Regions from separate parts of the Mus musculus genome. Here region 1 is linked to region 2. Evidence: chromatin loops called from intact Hi-C (ENCODE). Cell type or tissue: heart. All regions are shown on one strand. Each heading gives the region's core, and the rest is flanking DNA. Links, peaks and the distances in the headings are about the cores only.

Evidence for each region. Hi-C counts contacts between places; a loop is a spot of excess contacts. Peaks named below come from ENCODE experiments on the same cell type or tissue, not always from the same donor. Only the 100,000 strongest peaks of a DNase experiment are listed, where the experiment ranks them.
Region 1: a loop joins it to region 2, with 3 times the contacts of the local background. A loop is called at or near these places in 4 of 42 quality-filtered maps.

Annotation. Positions count from the first base shown.
Region 1 is chr4:44,706,912-44,717,908 of GRCm38, reverse strand. It overlaps Pax5 (paired box 5), which reads left to right and starts at 7,215. Exons shown (of 10, transcript NM_008782.3): 1 at 7,215-7,546. The coding sequence starts at 7,501. RefSeq lists an enhancer at 863-1,297 and a promoter at 5,187-6,983. In heart, for the core only: no CTCF peak of the experiment used is centred there; no DNase peak of the experiment used is centred there; H3K4me3 peaks cover 2,896 bases; H3K27me3 peaks cover 7,505 bases.
Region 2 is chr4:44,905,533-44,916,529 of GRCm38, reverse strand. It overlaps Zcchc7 (zinc finger, CCHC domain containing 7), which reads right to left. Exons shown (of 9, transcript NM_138590.4): 6 at 8,044-8,079. Among named protein-coding and RNA genes, the nearest start is that of Gm12678, 33 kb to the left of the region's middle. In heart, for the core only: a CTCF peak has its summit at 6,288; no DNase peak of the experiment used is centred there.

The DNA.
Region 1 (10,997 bases), core at 1,922-9,921, 200 kb after region 2:
CAGGCAGCTTTGAGGTCTGCCAGGGGCCTCCCCTCCATGAGTCCGGCTTTCTCCTTTCTCAGCTCTGCTCTCCTGACCATGGGAGTTTCTTTCTCCAGATGCACTTCGCATCCACCCTCATGCCTCTAGTTTTCACCAGTGTTATTTCCCCCATAGCATTTTGCTTGCACATCGACACCCAGTAGCCTTGTCCTTAAAATGAAGAGCTAATCATGTCCTCTCTGTCCTTATTTATCTAGAAAAGTCCTACTAACTCTTCTTTGTATGCCACTCAGCCTAACATCTCCATCACCCATTTCCAGAGTCTGACTTGCCTACCTTGCTGTCTTATCCCAGAACCCCTTCTTGCGCACCCATCCTCACACTCTTCTGGCCTGCCTCTCTTTTGGACAGGGCCTGGGGCTCCACTGACTTTGTTCCTTGGCTTCTGACTGAGTATGCACAACTCTTCCTAACAGCTTATGAGGATCAGAGGATCTGAGGCCACCTAAGGCCCTCTCCACAAAGGTTCTTGCTTTTCTTCCTGGCTCGATAGATAGTGGAACCCATTAGGTAGAGAGAGCAAGGAACTCTAGTACCTCAGGGTGCTTGCCTGGCTCAGGGGGAAAATAAGAGTTACCCATTTGGAATAGTGCTCCTTTAAAACTGGCAAGCATGCAAACACCACCCTCCCTCCCCATGTCAACGAGGAATTCTGCATAGTTCTGCATAGGCAGAAAAGCTTTAGTGGCAGAGTTTTCTCTGTATCTTGGAAGCTGCCCTGGCTGGTGCAAAGCAGGTAGCCAACCAGCACAGAGGGCCTAGGAGGTGAGGGAGGAACCAAAGGCCAGCTCCCTAAACAGGCTTTGGTGAAAGCAGCGGGGACAAAAACCAGCTCCAAGCTTAATTAAAGAGTGCTTAATCCCTCCCCCAACAAATGCAAATCAGCCACAAAGGAGACCAGGAACCCCAGTGGCCAGCCAGGAAGACCCACAGCCTTATAAGCAAGCACTTTCACAGTGCCGGGCTGCTCAGCTATGATCCTGATACAATGACTATTGTCAGAGAAGGCTGTTTTTCCATGTTTTTGTATCCTTTTCTTCGAATTTTCTTTTGCTACCTAATTTCATGCATCAGAGGTCAAAAGACAAAAGGTCGGGCTAGGTTTAGAGGGGGCAAACTCCCCACCATCAGGAACGTGTGTCCAGAGGAGTGCTCTTGCAGACACGGCAGGGTTTCATCCTTGCCGACTTCTCTTTTGTCACTTCGAGGGGTACAAGAGCCTATGCTCCAATGGCATGAGAAATGAGATACCAAACGAGGAAAAACCAGCCTCCCTTTAAGTTCGCCAAAATGTTTCCATCTCCGGTTCTTTTTTGTGTAAGAATTTGTAGGTTTGAAAACAAAACAAAACCCATCCAAGTCCTAAGCCCATCAGCATAAAAGGCTAAAGACATACATGTGTATTATACGGAGATATGTTTGTATAATGGATATGAATGTATTTTGTCAATATAAAAGCTGAGTGCGTGTTCCTTAATTATTTTTCTGAGGGAATTTATAAAGACTTCTCCAGAAATTTGCCAGCCCCTGTTTTTAAACTCATTTGAATGGAAATTGTAGAATTTTAGCATGAATAACTTGACATGATTACATTAGTAGGAATATATATTTTTTAATCTTTGGACCTCAAATCTTTTCAGTGTCCTATCTTGGTTTCTTTGATCTTGGTGGCTGCTGGAGTTTCCTTGTGTTGTAGGTAGATCCCTGGGTGTTTGTGAACAGAAATATATATATATATATATATATATATATATATATATATATATATATATCCTAACCTCATTTCAAATGGCTTTCAGCAGTCTGAAAATTCATTTGCAGAGACCTTGAGTTTTCTTCCTTGCAGATAAGTGTTTTAGGTTTGAATAATGTAGGGAAGTTTAGTTCCTGTCTCCATTACAAAGGACAGTTAGGACTTTGGGAACTGTCTCTGGTGGCAGTGGGGCTGGTTCCAGGGCTCTCTTCACAGATCCTTAGGACCCCAGCTTTACTCTCTTACTCTGAGCTGAGTTCTGGAAGCCGCTATCAGCACATTGCTGGCCAAGTTGCCAAAAACATGTATCCACTGAAAGTCCGAGAGACTTTTGGAGCACAGTTTTATTTCAGGCATATCTTCAAACCCAGACGTTGTATACCACAGAGTCCTAGACACCCCCATAAGATCTTTTCCCACAAGAAAAAGCCAGTACACAGGGTGGTTTGAGACCCTGCAGATTCCCATTCCAGGTCTCAGGAATGTGTTCCAGCACACCGTGGTCCCTTGCCATAGCTCTTAGGTTATTTCAGAGAAAGAGAGAACAAAGTGAGTGAAAACATTAAAGGGCCTGCTTAGAGATGAGCTTCACTTCCTTTTAGCATTAATATCGGCACTAAAAAGCAAAAGAATGTTTGAGCCTGGTGTTTTTACCCTCACTCCAAACTGACTGTGAAGTAGGTACCTTTATATTTCAATACTTCATGGAATCAAATTACATCACATTAATTTTTCATTAGTTTAAAACACATTGAATAAATGTTAAGTCTGGGCTGGTGTATGAATATTTAAACCTTACCAACGGGGGCTGGGGGGGGGAATGTAGAGAGAGTAAAAGGTCCATTACAAATACTGACAGAAACAAAACCCAGTCTTCTTAGAAAGATATGATTTGTTACTGACAATTCTGGTATTGTTACTTAAAAAGAAAAGGAGAGACTAACTGAGATACAGTTGTTTTCAATCACAATGCCTGAAAAATCTTTCAATGTCTCCCTTTGGAGCCTTAGGTAATTTTGAATTGCTGGGGTGTGTTGGCGAATTTTAAATGCAACTGATGGTTTTCCATATTTATATATTGCAAGTGGAACTTTAGGAGAGTAAATTTAATCTCAGAATTCTCTAAGAGTCGCTTTCAAAGTGGGTCTCTGTGCATATGTATACAGCATACACACTTGACGTCTGCCATGTGTTCCTGCGCGCTGCAAAGCAGTGGTGAAACTGAATTGAACTATTGGATTTGAGATGAAATGAACCCATCCAAAGGATCCCAGTCTGCACTCTTTGAGGCTTCTCTCTACAACCTTTTTTTAAAAAATTATCATTAAAAAAAGGAAAACAATCGCGACCACACACCATTAGCATCTGTTTCCCCGGACCACACAGCCCCATCAGGTATTCCGCACTCCCGGAGTATTTCCAGACAGTGAGTGAATGGCACATGGCACCCCAGCGAACCAGCAGCCAGAGCTCCAGAGCTCGAAGCCCTCTCGAAGCAGAGGGCTTCAGCAGCAGTAGAAATGGGTGTTTTGACTCAAAACAGCTCTAAAAACCTGCCCTGGCAAGTGGCTAACACGATGCTTTTTGCGCCTTGCGCCCCAAAAATTAAAGGCGAAGAGCGACCCTATCCATCTCAAGCTCCAAGGTTATCACAATGACCCTACTGGTCCGGACCCGGTGTCCACATTCCCTGTTGCCAGTCTGGGCCTGACACACTGCGCAGGGCGGGGCTGGGCTATCCAGGCGCCGCCTGCTGAAGGTACAGTACCACGTGCGCGCCTCGCGAACTCGGACTCAAGCAAGTCCAGCTCCGGCCACCTGATCTCTCTGACCTGGGGTCTCGACTTTAGGGCGGGGCCTCTTCCTCGCCTCCTGCCTGGACATCTGCTCCGACCCAAGGTCCTCGCCAGTTCTAGAGGAAATCCCTAAGGCCTGAGTTGGTCGGGGTGGCTGCCCCCAGGGCTTGCCCCGGAGGCCAAGCGGCGACCAAGTATCATCCAATCTTCCCTAGCATCCCAAGATCTGGAAAGGTAGACCGATCAAGAGATCTGGAAAGGTAGATCGCGGGGTCAGAACAGAATCCCAGTCTAGGCTTCCGGGTGGTGTTTCCTGGCGGAGTGGAGGAGCTCAAACTTGGCCCCTCTCGTCGGCCTCCCCCTCCCTTGGCTATAGCCTCCTAGCTAAGTGGAAGCTCACAGCGTGCCTTGGCCAACCCTTCTGCAGCCCTTTGCTTTTCCTGTCACTCTGCTCCATTTCTGCTTTCTCCTACACCCTGCCAGAGCACGCGGGGACCTGGAGCAACCTCAGTACCAGCCCCTTTCCTGGGCTTCCAATCTGTCTCTTCCTCAGTCTCGTCTTTGCCGTTCTGATTTTCTCTAAAGATTCTCCTCGCATTTCCTAGTCCGCTTAGCTAGCACGATTCTGATTCTACGTGCCTCCCACCCCACCCCTTCTCTCTGCCTGGTGTAGCGTTTAAAAAAGCACACAATAAGTTGAGGTTAGTATGTTGTTGCGGCAACGTGGCTAGGGGGAAAAAAGAGCCATATTCTGTCCTCGGAACGTTTCCGGTCACTACGGTTTGGTTTCCCCTCCAGGCGATGCCAGCGCTGGATTCATCTTACAGGCCTCTGCTGCGGAGCCCGCTGGCTTGCTCTTTCTAGCTGTGTACACATGTGTTCAATTGTGGATACACCGACTTATGATTGCAAACAAGGCGGGCACTCGGAGCCGAAAGCTAACACAGGTTTCTAGTTTTAGGCCAGGTGTATTCAGGAATCCCGACACCAATTTGCGCCTAGACTCCACGCTTTCTGGTCCTTGACTCGGTATCTCTAGGGCCGCAGCATCAATTCCGTGTCATCCGAAGTGGTTTAGTTTGTCACCTGCTCCGCAGCGGGGAGCCGCCTCTGTGTTCAACGTTGCTGGCAGGGGGTTTGGAGAAGTTGAAAGCGCGCTGAGCGGTCGCAAGGAGACGGCAGGCCACAGCTGGCCGAATGGGCAAAGGAACCGCGGGTAGGCCTGGGTACCGCGGAGGGAATTCTGAATTGCGATCCCAGCATCAGGACCGCAGGACCCCGGAGTTTGTGGCTTGCAACGGGCGCCCCCTCGGGAACGCAGCGCACGTTTGTTCCACGCTGGTGCGAAGCGCACATAGAGCAACGCCATGTCTGTCCCCGAGTCTGGTATATTTCGGAGTCTGGCAAACCCGCCATTTAGTGATGTTTGGCCTAATCCTGGTTCCTAGCTAGATATAGGCAGAAACGAAATAGTGATCGGTGTGTTCTCCCTTAATCCCAAAGCCTGCACAAAATGAAAATATACACACGAAACTCACCAAATCGTCGCACAAATACAAAACTAAAACCAACACAGGAAAACAAACTCCCATGCCCCCTCCCATTCAAAAGCTCATTAAGAAAATCAAAAATCGAAGAAAACAAAATAAATACATTTGTCGATGCAGGACACACAAGGCACTAACTGAAACAGAATCAGATCATATCAAAACACAGCTCAGAAGGAGAAGCCTGGCATAGGACTCAAAAGGAGACAGTCTACAAGGGCAGAGTATAAAACCCACACAAAATCAAACCACGCAGTACAGACAACAAAACCCACCCCAGAGCTAGACCTGAAAAAGCAGTTCCACAAAGAGGGGAGGAAAAAGCAAAACGCAAGAAACAAAAGATTCACGGATAATGGAAACTCTTAGGAAACAAACAACAAAACAAAACCCTAAATAGGAAGAAAAGAAAAGCCAACAACTCCAGCCCCAGCCCAGGGTGAACTGTCAATTCCGAAAGAGCTTTTGATCTCCAGGCGCAGGCAGGCCTCCCCTCCGCAGCGCTGCTTCCCGGCACCCGCGAGGCGGAAGGGCGGGAAGCGGGAGCAGAGGCCCGGACGCAGACGACAGTCTAAAGCTCCAGGACCGCCAAAAATCAAACCGCAGATGAGACCCGGACCCACAGGCTGCAGGGAGGGGTGGCACAGGGGACTACGCAGACTACTTGGTGGGGGTGGGGGACTCCCGGGAATCCACAGCCACGTTTCCAATTGTGGCGAAATCTGCTCAGTGAATTTGCGATGTCCGGTGCCCACTGACCCCTCCCCCTATCCTCGAACTCTAGGCTCTCTCCCCTAGGTTGCAGCCCAGCCTCGTGACCACCCCCCTCCAAAAAAAAAAAAATCAAACAAACACTCTCGGAGAGCGATTCACTTTCCGAAACTGCCATTGTCCAGTGGCCCTAGAGCGCTCACCCGCCCTGGAGAACCTTCCCCTGCGACCACCCCCGCAACGGGGCTCTATAGGCTTCTCGCGGCCAAACCCAGCCGCTTGGAATTCAGACTGGGGAGGGAGCAGAGTAGAGGAGGCTTGAGCTCGGACGGCAGGGAGCGAGGTTGGACACCACACCTTTACCTAGTTCCTCTGCAACCGATTTTCTCTCTGGAAAATCAAGTCTGGGAACTCGGGGATGCTACAAGGTCTCTTGGCCCGAGGGCAGTGGGATTCCATTTAGGGGCCTGGGTAAGGTGTCCAGAATTTTTGCCTGTTCTCCGAGCCTGCTAGGATGGTTCTGCTTGGCCCGGGTGCTCCAAAAGCAGAGGACCGGGTTTTATCAGCAGCTTTCCGCTGAACCTCTGGGCTCTGGGGTAAAAAGGGTCGAGTTCTAAAGGGGAGATCTGGGACCTGGTGGCTGAATGGGACCTAGATACTGTAGTGATCTGAAGCTGCCCTGGAAGATGAGCCCAGCAGACCTATGGAGGTTGCAATTGAGTTGGGGGTGGGGTAGTTGGGAACCCCGAGGGCGGGCGCCGCCCTAGGGGTGAATCTGAGGATGCTGGAGCATCCCCTGTGGTTGACAATTGTGCTAGTACAGGGTTCAAAACCACTTGCTTGGCAGAATTGTTCTTTCTTTAAAATAAAAAAATGGGCCTACTGGCCCTCACAAAGCAGAGTTTACATGTAGAGCAAAAGCGCACAGGGCCGCGACCCCCAGACACAGGTTTGGAAGCGGGTACGACCCTGTGACTCAGGTTCTCCTTCCCCTAGGCGCGCGACTAACGCCGGGCCGGGCGCAGTCTGAATCTTTCCTTCCCTGCCCCCAACCCCCTATAAAAGTCCAAGGCGGCACCGAGGCGGCATTGCTGCTCTCTGGGCCTCTTGCACACCTTCGGCCAGGCCTGGTCCGCCCCGTCTGGCACGCTGGGCAGGCCGCAGAGCTGACACCCTTTCCCTGGTTCTTGGCCCGCAGTGCGGGGCGGTGCGCCGGGGGCGCGACGTGTCTGGGGACATCTTGTGATGTTGGCGAGAACAGGACATGATCTCACATGGCGAGAAGCTCTTTAGTTCCTTAATCATTTCACGGTGCCTTCGGACGCTTTTTTTCCACCTAAAACGTTTAGTTTCAGCTCAGTGATCAGCTACCCCAGCTCGGCGGGGGAGCGGAAGGCTTCAATTATTCCGACTTGTGAGCGGGCCCCAGCACCAAAAAAAAGAAAGAAAGAAAGAAAGAAAGAAAGAAAGAAAGAAAGAAAGAAAGAAAGAAAGAAAGAAAGAGGAAAGGAAGAAAGAAAAAGAGGGAGAAAAGAAAATAAAACAAAGAAAGAAAAAAGAAAAGAAAAAAGAAAGAAAAGGAAAAAAGACACCCCAAAAAAAGTGGAAACTTTTCCTCGCTGTCCATTTCATCAAGTCCTGAAATATCGAAATGGATTTAGAGAAAAATTACCCGACTCCTCGGACCATCAGGACAGGTAGGAACACCGCGAAACGGGATTCATCCATGCTTACTCTGGGACACTACCCAGTGCTAGTATCCATGCTAATATCCATGCAAGAAGAAAGGTGTGTGTGTTTGTGTGTGTGTGTGTGTGTGTGTGTGTGTGTGTGTGTAGTTTTCTCAGGAAAAGGCCTGTCCTTCTACAGTGCGTTCACATGGTTTTCACTAGTCCGTCAAGGTGTCTTCAAGGAGGCCTGTTTTCTTTGGTTTTGTTTGATTCTGTTTCTGATACTTGTGTTGGTGTTAATCTGGAGATGTTCAAGTTTGGATCTGTGTGCTCACTTGAGGAGATCAATGTGTGCAGGAGTTTGTGTTACCCCAAATAGGTGTTCAGTTTGAGTTTGTACGCCTGTTGGCATCTTTACTAGCTTGTATCTTGCCTTGAGCATATTAGCATGTGTTTATGAGTTAGTGTTTGTGTGCGTTCTTTTTAAGACTCCAAGATGTGTGTTTGTGTAAATTCTGTGTATATAGTTTGATAAGCATCTCACTCACTGGACATCTACTGCTTAAGAGGTCTGGTCATCTCTATATCCCAAGTGATTTTGGAAGTAAGAAAGAGGTGGTTCTCTGACCCCTCCATTTTTGGATGTCAACAGCTGCCCAATGTGTACATACCAATACATACAAAAGTGCTTGTCTCTAGCACTGGTATAGCTCTGGGGCCTACTAGGGGTATAGTATACAACACATGTGCTGCCAGGCCTAAGTCTTATAATATTGAGAGATAGAATCAAAAGTGATGTGAATTCAGGGCAATTAAGCTCTCACTGTGCAGTGTGCACTGTCTCATTAGTGTAGTGTTGCATTTAGCATTTGTGTACAAGGGTCTCCTACAGCAAGCACAACTTTGGTAGGTAAGAACAGTCTGTGGACTACTGATGACATTTTGACAGTGTACACACACACACACACACACACACACACACACACTCCAATCCCTTGCCTTTAGGCTGTCACCTAGATTAGCCTCTGACATTGTGTGTGTATATATGTCACACTGTATGCTCAGGCTTTGTCCTGTGGGTGCTGCTCCAATGAAGGAGAGCACAAGTGGGTGGGTATGTGAGCCTAGCCTGGTCATTCAGCTGGGGTTACTGTATGTACACAGGCCTTCTTGGCACAGTGCCCCTGTGCCTCCCAGAGGCCCATGCAGTGGGTAGCAGGATATGTTTATGTTTGAGATGTGGCAGGGCAGTAGGCCTCTGTCTATGCTAAGACATAACATGGTATGCCATCCTGTTTTGCTCCTTAGACTCTTGGGCCAACCTGTACACTAACACTCTGAGCAATGGCAGGAAACCCACTTTTCTCATTTCTGGGTTATCTATGAGATCTCAGTTCTACTCAAGCCTTTGATAAAGTCAAGAAGATAAAACTTAGACCACCAACCCAGGGTGACTTCCTGGCATAGCTCTGGGTCCAGAAAAGCCATGATAGAAAAAAAAAAAAAACAAAACAAGTGAGAGCAGGAGCCAGAGGAACATCACTGTGGTGAGAGTTCAGAGGCAGAAACCAGGATCTCCATTCCCTTTCCATTCTTAACTCCCAGACAAGCTTCCTTTCTCTAAGTGGTGGGATGCCCAAAGGTTTCTGTGCCTGCCTGGGTTGTTTATTGTTGGGACCGGGATGGACGCCTGTGAGTCAAGAGAGGGGTCCGAGTGGCTGTCTCTCCGACAAGCTGTCTACTACGAAGAATGTAATTCATGGCGGTCGATGGGCTCTTTGATTAGTTCAATCGCCTGAATAATCATTTAATCAATAAAGCATTTCACTCTCCTGTGCTGTTAGACTGGGTGGGGCTTGTGTAGGGGAAATCCTAGGGAGGTTTGGAGCTTCAAATTCTAAGAGCCACGCCCCTTAATGATGAGTTAGGGTAAAAGCCACCTGCTTGGCTTTGGAAAAGGTAGTAGCTCAGGTGTGCCCTTTTGCTTGTCTTCCAAGTCCTGAGGTCCAGCCTAGGGAAAAGGAGGGAGAGGACTGAGGGGCTGTCCAGGCACTCAAAGGCCATCTAGGTCTACTTTCTGCCCTGAACTTGTAGGCCTTTCATGGGCCACCAAACTGTCCCTTCTTTCCTCCAGAGCCATCTAGCAGTCCTCCTGGAGTGTCTTTAAAGTTTAAAGCCCAGCATTAAGCAAGGCCAGCACACAGCAGGGAGGCACCTAAGAAGCTTCTTCCTCCTTTGGAAAAGAGGAGGCCCAGAAGGAGCTGACTTCTAATAAAACAAGACTGGCTCTAGAAGGGAGAGAAGAGCACTTCCCATGCCTGGGACAGCATCTCACAGAAGCTCTGGGAAACATTCCAGAGGTTGTTCTCTGGATTCCAGGTACAAGAAGCTGAGGCCTTAGGAGCAAGGACTATGCACTCTTTAAGCACAGAGAGACTGTCCTGGTGCAAGGGCAGACTAGTAGGGATGACAAGCCCCAACACAGCATGTGTGCACATCAAGAGAGACTTGGCTTAATATTCTCCTCCCCAGTGATTCCTGCAATATACCCAGACCAAGTAGGGCAGATTCTTGATCCACTTTCAAGGATCAGACAGGCATCTCTATGCCCCATTTGCTGTGCAATCACAGACCATTTGTTTTTCCTCTTCGATACTTTTTTTTATTTTTAAATTAAAGTTAAAAGGAACCCACCAGGTTAGAAGAGCAGTGCCCAGACACCTCAGATCCTTCCCAATTGAGCAACCAGTCTGAATCCCGAAAGGCCTTGTTTTATTGGAAGAAAGAGCAGTCAAATGGGCTGGAATTGAACTGCAAGAGTCAATCTCAGGTCAGAACTCCATGGCAGCACCAGCACTCAGAGGGTCTGGCTGTTCTGTAAGCGGGGACTGTTGGAGAGCAGGGAGCAGGGTAGGAATTGGGGATGGTGTGGCGTGGTGTGTGACTCCCAGACTCCCATCAGGCAAAGTCTCCAAGGAGAGAGAGAGAGAGAGAGAGAGAGAGAGAGAGAGAGAGAGACAGACAGACAGACAGACAGACAGACTCTTTCTCCAAAAGGGTTCTGGTTTCTGAAGCACTCTCAAAATGGTCGTTCAATCAACAGACAAAACGTTCCAAAGCAATTGAATTTAAATAACTTGTGGGTTTTGTTTGTTTGTTTTGCTTTATTTTTCCACTCCCTGCACCTTCCCCCATGGTTTTGTTTCACAGGGCTATGATCTCTGTGTACCTCTCTGATAGCCCTTCCTGGACGCAGGTTGCAGATGAAGGCAGGGCTTGAGGCATGGAAGCCTATCTCTGTGGGGAAATAGCTGTGCCATCTCAGACTGGTCATCTAATTTCTCTGGGCCACTATTTGGGAGCTTGAGAGGCTGGAGTAGGTGGTAATAGTAGGGCTGTTCACTTCTTGGGGATTTGAAGTTCTCAGGGCTCAGGAACTCCAGGAGTGTCAAACAGAACCACTCAGAAGAAAATTTCC
Region 2 (10,997 bases), core at 1,527-9,526:
CCCTTTCTTGCTTCTTTGCTTCCTTTAATGGTGGAGATTAAAGCCAGTCTAAACGTGCACTGCACTTTTATTATGAAATGTACTTTACTTTGTCATTTTTATAGGAAAGGAAGTAACTTAAATCTTTTGTGATATAATCTTAAATGTTTATGCTGATGTTAAGGTAAATCAAATTAAGAAAATAACTTGTTGCAGTACTTAATTAAGAGTTACTCACCTAAACCGGGCGTGGTGGCGCACGCCTGTAATCTCAGCACTCATGAAGCTGAGGCAGGAGGATCTTGAGTTCCAGGCCAGCTTGGGCAATATAGCGATTCCAGGCCAGCCCGGGCTACATAGCAAGACCCTGTCTTGGGAAAAAAGAAAAAAAAAAAAGAAGTTACTCACCTACATTTTTTGAAACAAGTAAGACAAGTATAAATAGTAAGAAAAGAAGAACGCTGTATTTAACTTCAGTAACTGTAAGGAGGAAACATTGTTAGGAGGCTACAAGAGGTCATTACAGCCTCACCTTGAGCAGAGACATTGCCCAGCGCACCTCTTGTGCAGGTGCCCATGGGCTTGCGCTGGCAGTGCTTACCTGGTGTAACCTGCTTTATGAGGAGCTGTGAGGCACTGCAGTGACCATCTCACTGCATACTCACAAGTCCTGTGGGCACTACCACTCATTTTCAGATACACAACTAAGGCTCTTCTGAGTTAAACATTTTAACCACAACCTCTGTGTACATACTACACAAAGGAATCAAACTTGAAACCAGAGCACAACCTTAAGTTGGCATTCTTTTCCTTATATTGTAATACAGAACATTAACTCATTGGCAAGCCTGCCCTTCTGTCCAAATTTCAAAGCATATTTTTCTTTAAAAAAACATATATAACTATAAAACAAAAGAAATATTATAGATCTAAGACATACAAAAATGGAGACATATTTTATAAATGAAATTAAAAAACACAGCCCCAAACTTAGTGCTCCTGACTGCAAATATCTGCATACAAGCATACTCCTATGAAGGCATTTAGCTGGGAATGATAGTCTATGCCTGTAATCCTAGCTCTTTGGAGGCTGAAGCAAGACACCAGTAATCCAAGGTCAGCCCAGACTAGCCTCATAAAAGGAAACTAATATGCAGAAACCTCAGGTGGGTATTTATAAGATCAGACATTACAAAATTATAAAGATGGATTTATATCTAGTAGATTCAGTTAAATTTGTGTGCATGTATACAGCATAGCATATATGATGCATACACACATACACAGTTTTTAAAACAAGCAATGAAAATAAAGCTGGGCATGTTAGTTTATGCCTGCAAGCCCAGCAGTATGAGGCTGAGGCAGGAGGAACTACCTGTCTCAAAACAAAAGATTCTGGTAGCCTTACTGTAATTGATGAATGTGTTTGTATGTATGAATTATTTTCACCAATAGATTTCTGATCTCTCACATTAAAATAATTCTTATTTCTGAAAAAGAATCAATTCATATGTTGGAAAACCAGCTAAAGTGAATGTATAACTTAATCTCAAATACATTTATGTGTGTATGCATGCATGCATGCATACATATATGTATATTTGGATTACATAATAGCTATTCAAGCTTTCTTTTAATTGTTCAATGCCTTCCAAACTTTGTAGCATTTTTCTTCATGTAAATTACTAATATTACTGAAAGGCCAATTCTCAAACAGCTTGGAGAAATATTTACAGATGTACAAGTCTACATATAACTCTCTTGACTTTCTAATACACGAGGGAGTTAAACTATCAATGAATTTCAAGCCTAGTCAGGTCAATCTGTTAAGTCATTCACAGATTTCCAGTCACTTAAGTGAGAGTAGTGTTTGAAATCTTACTGCCAGCGTAACTTGTTAATTACAGAAGCATGCGTAACGTCAAAACCCAGCTCTGGCTCAGACACTGCTCATGGAAAGAGGCCTTCAAATGGCTGAGCTGACTTCTAAGACTATATTGATCCTAACTGTAATTAGCTAGTGCAAATGACACTGGTTTTGTATACCCTATTTACATTTATTGCTGCATTGAAATATCCAGAAAAGCATACAACAGAGTCAGTTACTTAGAATGCACTTTAAGGAATGGCATAAGCCCCCTATTTATCTAACATATGAAAAATGTGCTAAAATTATACTGCATTTTATTCTTCTGTTCTGATGTGTAGGTAATCTTACAAAATTGGAATGGCTAAACATTTCAGATGTGAAAACTGTAATTTCTGGTATTAGATAGTATATGGTGGTCAACTAGAAGTCTGAGAAAATTTAGTTTAAGTGTTTTATTTAATTATATTCATTTTCACTTAAAATGGAATTCTTTCAAAGTACAGAGTCACTAGTAAAAAGGGATACAATTTTCTCTGGGATGACATGACTAATATATATGTTTCTAAAGAGACAAAACAAAAAAATTCAAAGTGTGCCATATTTTAAAATGTAAACACCTAGAAATGGAATTTAACTGCTACATATTTAATTATTAATCACTTTTCCCTGTAACGAATAAACATAGTTCATTTGTAACTAAAAATGAACATAACAGGGGCGGAGGGGTAAAGGATGATAAAATGTCTAAATGTAACTTTCTACCTTTCTGTTAGATTAGAAAATTAATGACTATAAGAATTTCTTTCAAATTTAAAGCAGCCCTCACACTAGAAGCTCATCTAGTGACTATGCGAATCCTGAGTGTGCGGGTCATTCTCTCCAGCCAGTATGAGAGGTGGAAAAGCAGAGAGACTTTATGAGACAGAAGTTACCAACTATAGGAGATCTTCAGATTAAACTAACTTATTATTGAACAGTGTTCCTATCTAACATGGGAGCTGCTGCTGAGGTGAGCGCAGACGTCCGGGAGGTGGCAAAGCACAGGCTTGGCTTCCTAGGTCATCCACAAGCTGCACAGGCGATGCACACTTCCGCCTTCACTACCTCAAATGCTTGTATTTACATCAGGACCATCGCCAGGAAGCCTTGATAGTATTCAAATATATTTATACAAGAATAAGCCTATAGAAAAAAATACCATATTGATTTCCTGTCCAGGCCAAATTACTTTTGAATTAAAATATTAAAAATCATGTATGCTAAAAAATTTCTGAAAGGATAACTCATATTCCTTCAAAAGAAAATTTCTATATTATATGCACATGTACATGGCCTGAAGAAACATGAAAGGAAAAATAACATGTATAAAAATAACATGCACAACTTCTATACTTTTCCACTTTCTTTTATAGAAAGCACTTTAGCAAACTGCTTTTTGGTGATTTGGCAAATTATATTTATTTTAAAATGAAGTTCATTTATTGAGATTTATAATTCCAGGTTTCACCCTCTTTGAAAGTGTATTTTCTTATTGATTTCAAGGATTAATTCTGGAATGTAACTGAATTACTATAAAACATCAGTAATTTTAATTCTTTAAATGTAGTAATCACTTTTTATATATTAAGTTAAAAATGATAAGACTGAAATAAAAAAAATCTATCATGATTTTGACATTAAGGGAAGGACAAATACTAAACTCTTTTAGATAATATTTCCAAGTGAAAAATCTTCAAAAATGATGTCATGTTAATGTTCAAATATATTTCTTCTTATTATAGAAGTCATCAATGCTAATTTAAAAAATCTCATTGGTGCTTGGGGTATACTCAGTGGCAGAGTACATAGTTAGCAAACATAACGCCCTGCGTTTAGACCCAGCACCAAAAACCAACCAACCAAATCATGTTTTTCAGATATTAAGCAACTTGAAAAAGAAATAAAGCTTTACTTCCGAGTCCTGTAAGAAAAAAATACATCCTCACGGACTGCAAACAAGGTGTATGCGTTCTCAATCACCAGGTCACAGCACATTAACTTTAGCAGTTTCAGGATTTAAGGAGATTTTAAAGACAGCTGAATCTTTGAAATTTAACAGCTCTAGTGTCTTAATAGCAACATAACAATCACAGCACTGACCCAGCAGCAGAGGAAAATGCCTATGAGTTATGAGTATTCTTGGTTCTGGGAGTTGGCATTGTGGATTGCACTATCAAATGAATTTATAAAATTGTTGTTTATGATAGTTTCTGTCAGGCCCTTAAAGATGGCACAACATTTTTGTTTTTTAATAGTGAAAATGAGGCAGGCCTCACCCTATTTTGGAATATATAATTCTAATGATAATGCCCAATCAATGCTATTTTCTTAAATATACGCCTGGGCTGTTTCCCTCCCTCCCACGTGCAAACAGACACAGGAAAGATGAGGACTCCTCAGGTGAGCAGCATGTGGATGGTGCTCGCACGTTTGGCAGGTCTGCTTGGGGAGCTGACAAAGCCACCCAAGACTCCAAACACATGCTCGGAACACATTAAAAGGAAGTTTCTTTTTTTGAAAAACGTGAATAGAAAAATGTCTCCATTGTTGGTGACTTTAAAAAACTTTTTTTTTTTTTTTTAAAGAAAAGCATGGGATGTTATATTTACCCTGCCTTACACCTCAATCCCAAGGTAAAAGATATTTGAATGGCTGTAGCTTTAGCACCTATCTCCTGTTCTCTTCTTCTGGACTGTCAAACAGTAGTTCTGAAGTTAGCTTTAGTCTGCTGATATTTGGGGCACCATTCTGTGGCAAAAAGCATAGAATTTTTTAGATGATAAAATTCTGATTTGCTGTAAAAATCATTCTGTGAAAACTCAGCAGTATACTTGTAGGCTGATGTTCCCAGGTAAGGAGAGAATGTGGACCGGGAAAACGAATGGAGCACTTGAACTGCAGTCTGGAAGACTCCGCCATTCAGCGGGTTCAGGGTTGTACTCTTGACTGCTAGTCAACACTGACCAGAAAGGAAGACAAGGAAATGTATTTTTCTTCTCTTCCCTAGTTAATAAAAATTTCCATTTTTGAAGTATAAATTCTAAGCATTCCAAAACTTAACCTCATATAAAAATTATATCCTCTTCCATATTCTGAAATTTTTAGTTAAACTAAGAAGTAGTAAGGTTGTAATGCATTTTAAATACATTAAAAAACAAGCACAAAATTAAACATAAAAGATGCATTAACCTTTTTGGTTCTTAATATATACAGCTTTTGAATTGCAATTTTCTGATTACTTTTTAAGTAAACACGATAAGAATGTCTAATGCATGTTAAATTATAGTTTCTATCAGAGAAAAATACTATGGGCTATATAACTCTGTGGGTGCCATATTAGCCTAGTGTTTTTGCTATAACATAAGAAAGGAAGAGATGGAGAAAGGACTTTCTTTTTTCATAGGGAAATAATCTACAAGGAACTATGTGAATGAAGAAAAAGACAAGGCTTTGCTAAAAATCTGAAAGCAGAAGTTACAATGTAAAGAATAGGGTTATATGATTAAGACATGTAAAAACTTTAACTTTTTGAGGAAGTAAAAGTGTTAGCTATTGGAGGAAACTACATAATTGTTAATTTTCCCGCCTCATGTTTGTCTCCAGATCAGCAAAGATATCAAAAGGCTTGCTTTTTCTTTTTTTTAAAAGGAAGTATAGGTAATTTTTAAATAAATTCTCTCACATATGTCTCCAGATCAACAAAGACATCAAAAGGTACATTTTTTTTTTTAAATTAGTCATCGAAATGGATAAAGAAAAGCAGTAGAGCCACATGCTGTGCTGGGGGTGTGCTTTAGAGTCTCAGTATCACTGTGTGTCTTTTGAAATGATGGATTTGCCTTTTATTAATGCATTCAAGTCAAGTTTGTTTAAAAGCTCTTTATTTAGATATAATCTATTAGAAACCTCATTTTACCATTGATATTACCGAAAATAATGAAAACTTCTCTTTTGAAATCTTATTTCACAATATTGTAAGGAAAAATTGAAAATTCCTAAGTCTATGTTACTTATCTTCATCTTTCTTGCATGTTTATAAGAGAGAGGCTTCCTAGACCCGATTTTGTAGCTGCTTAAAGTGTACTTGTTCTGGAAATGATCCTCCAGATCTTATCAGTTGGGAATCAGGCACAGCAAGTGAAAAGCACTCAAATGTCAACAGTTCCAAACACAAGTTCTAAAAGAAATGTAACCCCAAAGTCCAGTGCCTTTGGAGTTAGAAATAGATACTTTGTGGTCAGAGGAGAAGTGAATGTATCACAATGATCTCTCGACCTTTACAGCCTTAAGCAGGCTGGTTGAAATGAGTACATAAGAGGCAATTCAAACTTCCTTCCTTCTGTGGCCACTGCTGTGACTGATGCCACTGTTCACATGTGAGGGCTACTCTGAGTCAATAGATGGCAGTCCATCGCCTAGTAAAAGGGCTGAAGATGGCTAAAATCAGCATGCAGTGTGCTTTCACTCAATATTTAATACTGCTTAATTACAGGCATTCAAATATTGTCCATATACTGATAAGGCAATTTAAATAATTGGAAAATGATTATATTTTAGATGGATTGATAAAAGTATTTACACATTTATAAGCATACTATTGTTGTAGTTATTCTTGCATAATAACTCACTGTTAATTAAAACCTGATAGTTGTGAATTACAATGATTACTTCAACATTTTCTGAAAGAAAATCAACCAGGTTTCCATATAAAGAAAACTTCAAATTGAATTTGTTATTCTTACAGATAGAATATATTATATTCTAATAAAGATGAATTTATTTTGTTTTCATTTTTAAAGATCTCTATTCTTTTTATAATTTGTTTCTGAAAAGCTAAAAAAATACTCAACAAACCTTTTAACCTTCTGTTACATTTGAAGCTAATTTTTATCATTCAATAACAGTCACATAAAAATTCTTTAAATTAGTGGAAAAGCTAAAAGAGCTACAAAGTCAAATGTATGATGGTATTACTTAATAAAAGTAACGAGTACTGCCACACCACTATACAGAGACTCTGAGACCTTGAGAGATACAAGAATAATTCTGTTCTTATCAGGTTTAGGCTATAAGGGCTTTACCATTATTATGTTACCAAAGAGCTGCTACAATGCCAAAATATAATCCACTGACTGCATTTGTCACATATATGTATATAATATATAGACATGTATATGACTTTTATTTAATATAACACTAAAGTTTTAGATAACCCTGCAGATATACTACTATCCCTTGCACTGTGGCCCGGGCAGACAATGGTAGATGAGTCTGCCTGTTGGCTCACTTTATATCTCTGTAAGAGGAAAGCAGTATAAAGATATGTTTTAAAAAAACTGCCTTTTCTCTTTTCTGAACTGTATCATACAAAATCTTTTATATACTAAACTTCAACAACTATTAATTATATTGTGCTATATAACTGTATAATTAAAAGAAATGGTCTCTCAGTACTATTTAATACATCAAAAATGTATTAAATAGTAAGACAATATTGAATTACTGACATTATTTAAACTGGAAAGTCAAAGTGAGCTGACTTTATATTGAGAATTAATCAAACGGATTATACATCAATAGTTATTTTCTGCTTTCAGTAAGACTAAAATCATAATAAATCAGAATTGAATAATAAATCAGAAATTGACTATTAAATATATATGTCTATAATTCAAACAAGTATAGACTTTTAAGGATAGGAGAGTTGAATTGTCCTATATGAAAGGTACACTAAGCTTTTTCTAGCTGCAGTTAAGAATGTATTTCAGCAAAAGCAGAAAGTGATAATGGATGATATTGTGGGCTGTATGCTTATGGACTGTGGTAACACAGTGTTCTAAAGACGCAGTTTTATAGCCTCTAAAATACTTTCCCCCTTTAATTTAGTGAATATAATCTAAGCCTGAGGGTATTATGATAGAATCATTTAATGACATGAGTAATAAAAATCAGCTGAAATCTTTTAAAAACAGGAAAATAAAGAGCAGGCAGTGGGCAGGAGAAAGGGAGAGGTGCATTATTGCTTTCTCAGTACAAACTCTCCAGATGTTTATTATCTTGCTGCAGAAGATGCTTGTCTATATTTTATGGTCAGCAGTTCAGAGAAGGGTAAATAGGCTGGGTCTTGGGGAAAATAAAAAGGTGTTTTTACTCACCGTTAGGTGATACTGCCTCCAGATTTCTGGGCAAGCCTGGAAAATAAAAATATTGATCAGCTGGGAGCATGAAACAAGGTACTTTACAGCCTGTTGGTTTTGGCATAACCCAGCATCCACCGGTGTCGGTCACAGGAAAATAAGAAGCTTAACAGAAAGGGTCTGCATTTCAGCTTCAAAAACCTGGCTAGACGGTTTAATTGAATTTTACACTGCTTTAACACACTCCCTGCCATTGTCAGGAAGCCAGTTACAAAGTTTTCCTCTCTTTCTTCACAGGTTAGAAGTTTGGTATGATGCTGGGCCGTAACTCAGTTAAACTGGTAAATCAAGAGCAGTGGTCTAGATCTGTAAGACTAACCTAGAGTGTCTTTTAAAAGAGCACCACTTTTAAGATGCTTTAACTGTGCAGTGTACTTATCTGTAATGTCTGTTGGTGCTAACTTAAAACTTAATGAAAAAGAGAATAAAAAAGGAAAGCCAAGCCAAACCAAAGAAAGCAAAATCCCTAAAATCTATAGCCTTTCTCTTATACATCAAAATTTTACATGTTCATATTTATCGAGAAATAATCTAAAAACAAAACAATGAAACCTCAAAAAATCTGTTCAAGATGAACTTACTGAAATCAGAATAGATAACAAAAATCCTCAGCACCAGGAACAGACACCAGCAAGAGACCCTTTTCCTGAGTCACACACTGATCTCTCCCAGAGGAAACTGTCTCTAGCAGCACTGTTTCGCTCATCAGTTAACCATCCTTACAGAAGAAGAATGTTTTAACAGTAACTATGCACAGCAAAATCTCTACTGAAAATACCACATATGTAGTTAGAACAAAGATATATAACTCAGGTGAAAAAGCACACATTATATACTTTAGGCTTAACTAGCCTGTGCAATTTTCTATAGGAAAGCATGTAAATTAAAATGTCCAGTGGTCTTCCTCCCAGTTCTAGCGGCATATTCATCAAATATGTAGTATCTGGAAAACCCATTACTTAAGTCAATGATTTCTCTACTAGTAATGCTAACTGAAAGAAAAATACTTTTATAAAATTAAAAGTAGCTTTTTTGGTTCTCAGGTTAAGGATGACACACTCAAACATACTTACATACAAAACTTAATGTACGATATATCTTCAAGTACTCACTTCCTGCCTTCTGGCATAAAACTTTTGCTATGTACATATAATTTGAGTTCAATTACTATAGAGATAGCAAGCAGTTATTTATACATTAGTTATGGATAGTTCTTGATTACCACAGTATCCTCAGAATAATATGGTTGAAAAATCACAATCACTGAGTTGTCATAGACTGGCAGAATGCTACTCTACCATGTGACCTTTTCTGGTGTAGTAGCAATTTAGTAATAAAGAATTCCTTAGTTTTTGAACAATCATCTGATTGCCCTGTACAGGAAGATGATGACTGATATGGGAGTGGATGATATGAAACTTCTTCTCTTTTATTAGATAACAGTACTACAATTAAAAAAGACTTCAAAGCAGAGGTCATTGGAGAGCATACATGTTAATTCTAAATACAAAATGTAACCGCAATCATTAATCAAAATTTAAAATCCTATTTTTCCTACATGCTAAACTTTGGTGACTTCTTTTTAACACTCCTGAGTATTGTACACAGAGATATTTTAAAAATTCTCAGCAAGCAGAATGGCTAAGCATGGAAAATTTAGATAGAATAAACTTCTAAAGAAAGAAGCTAACTACTGCAAGTGAAAACTTGGTCTGATTAAAACATTTAGACTGAATGGGTAGTCAGCTGAAGTGAAAACACACACAGCATCATCATGCAGTCCTGGCCCACGGCTCCCACCTTCCTGGCATTTAGGTAGATGAACACCAGAACACACACAGCGCACTCGTACATCTGTTTCGGCAATGTGGTTCACTGCTTGCCAACTTTTGCCCAACTAGTTTTCCTGTCTATTGTACTTTGGATAATAAACATACATGAATAACTGAGTGTTATTATTCATAACATTCAAAGATGAATCAACATACTTTGCCATGCCAGATGAATTGAGAGTTTATATTGTGCATTTTGAACCATATTGAATTTTATCAGGTGCTAATTATTGTTTTATGAGAACAACGGCTTAGTGCATCTGTTGTTTAATTCCCACTTCCCTATTCTCAAATGCGTACATCAAAGAAAATAAAACACTCAATCTTAAACAGCCCCTGACAGCAGACCAAGACTCAAGTGCTCAACAGACAAGGCCCTTGCCACCAGTTCTCATATTTCCACAACAATGAACAAACACAAAACAAGGCTAAGCGGCCTTTCCTCCTCCTCAGCTCCCCTCGGCCAGTTGTCTGCCTTGTACTGAGGGAGCCTGGAACGCAGCCCTGCTGGGAGCACAGCACAGGAGAAAGGATTAGCCTTACTAACATGCGAGCATTTGCAAAAGGGAAGAAAAAAACCCCCAGTACTGTATTTGGTATATGAATAACCAAAATGTATGAGCTGACAAGAGACCAGGACAGGCCTGTGGCTCCCCGGGAGAAAATGTAGCTGTGATGAGTGACAGGGCTTTCAGGAAATATGTTCACAATCACAGACAGTGAAGGCCATGACCTAGATCGTTTAAGAGCTTGTCTTGTCAAATTATCAAAAGCTTCTTCCTCTCTGAATAAAGAGTGACATAAGTGAGTGTCAGGAAGCTGCAGGCTGACAAGCCAAGCATACAATAACAGAATGCACGTCACATACATGCTCACCACCGCCACTGCTAGCGGCAAATCTTAATGAGAGCGCGGCCAGCCCAGGAGACTTGGGTCCCTGCTGGCACAGCTACTCATCTCACAAAAATCCTTCAGCTCCAAGTCAGTTAGGCTCTGACACGACAACTACAATTACGAAACACAACTTTTTAACAGAATCCTCTGGTGCTTTGTCAAAGCCTCTGCTGTTAAGAGCTGGCC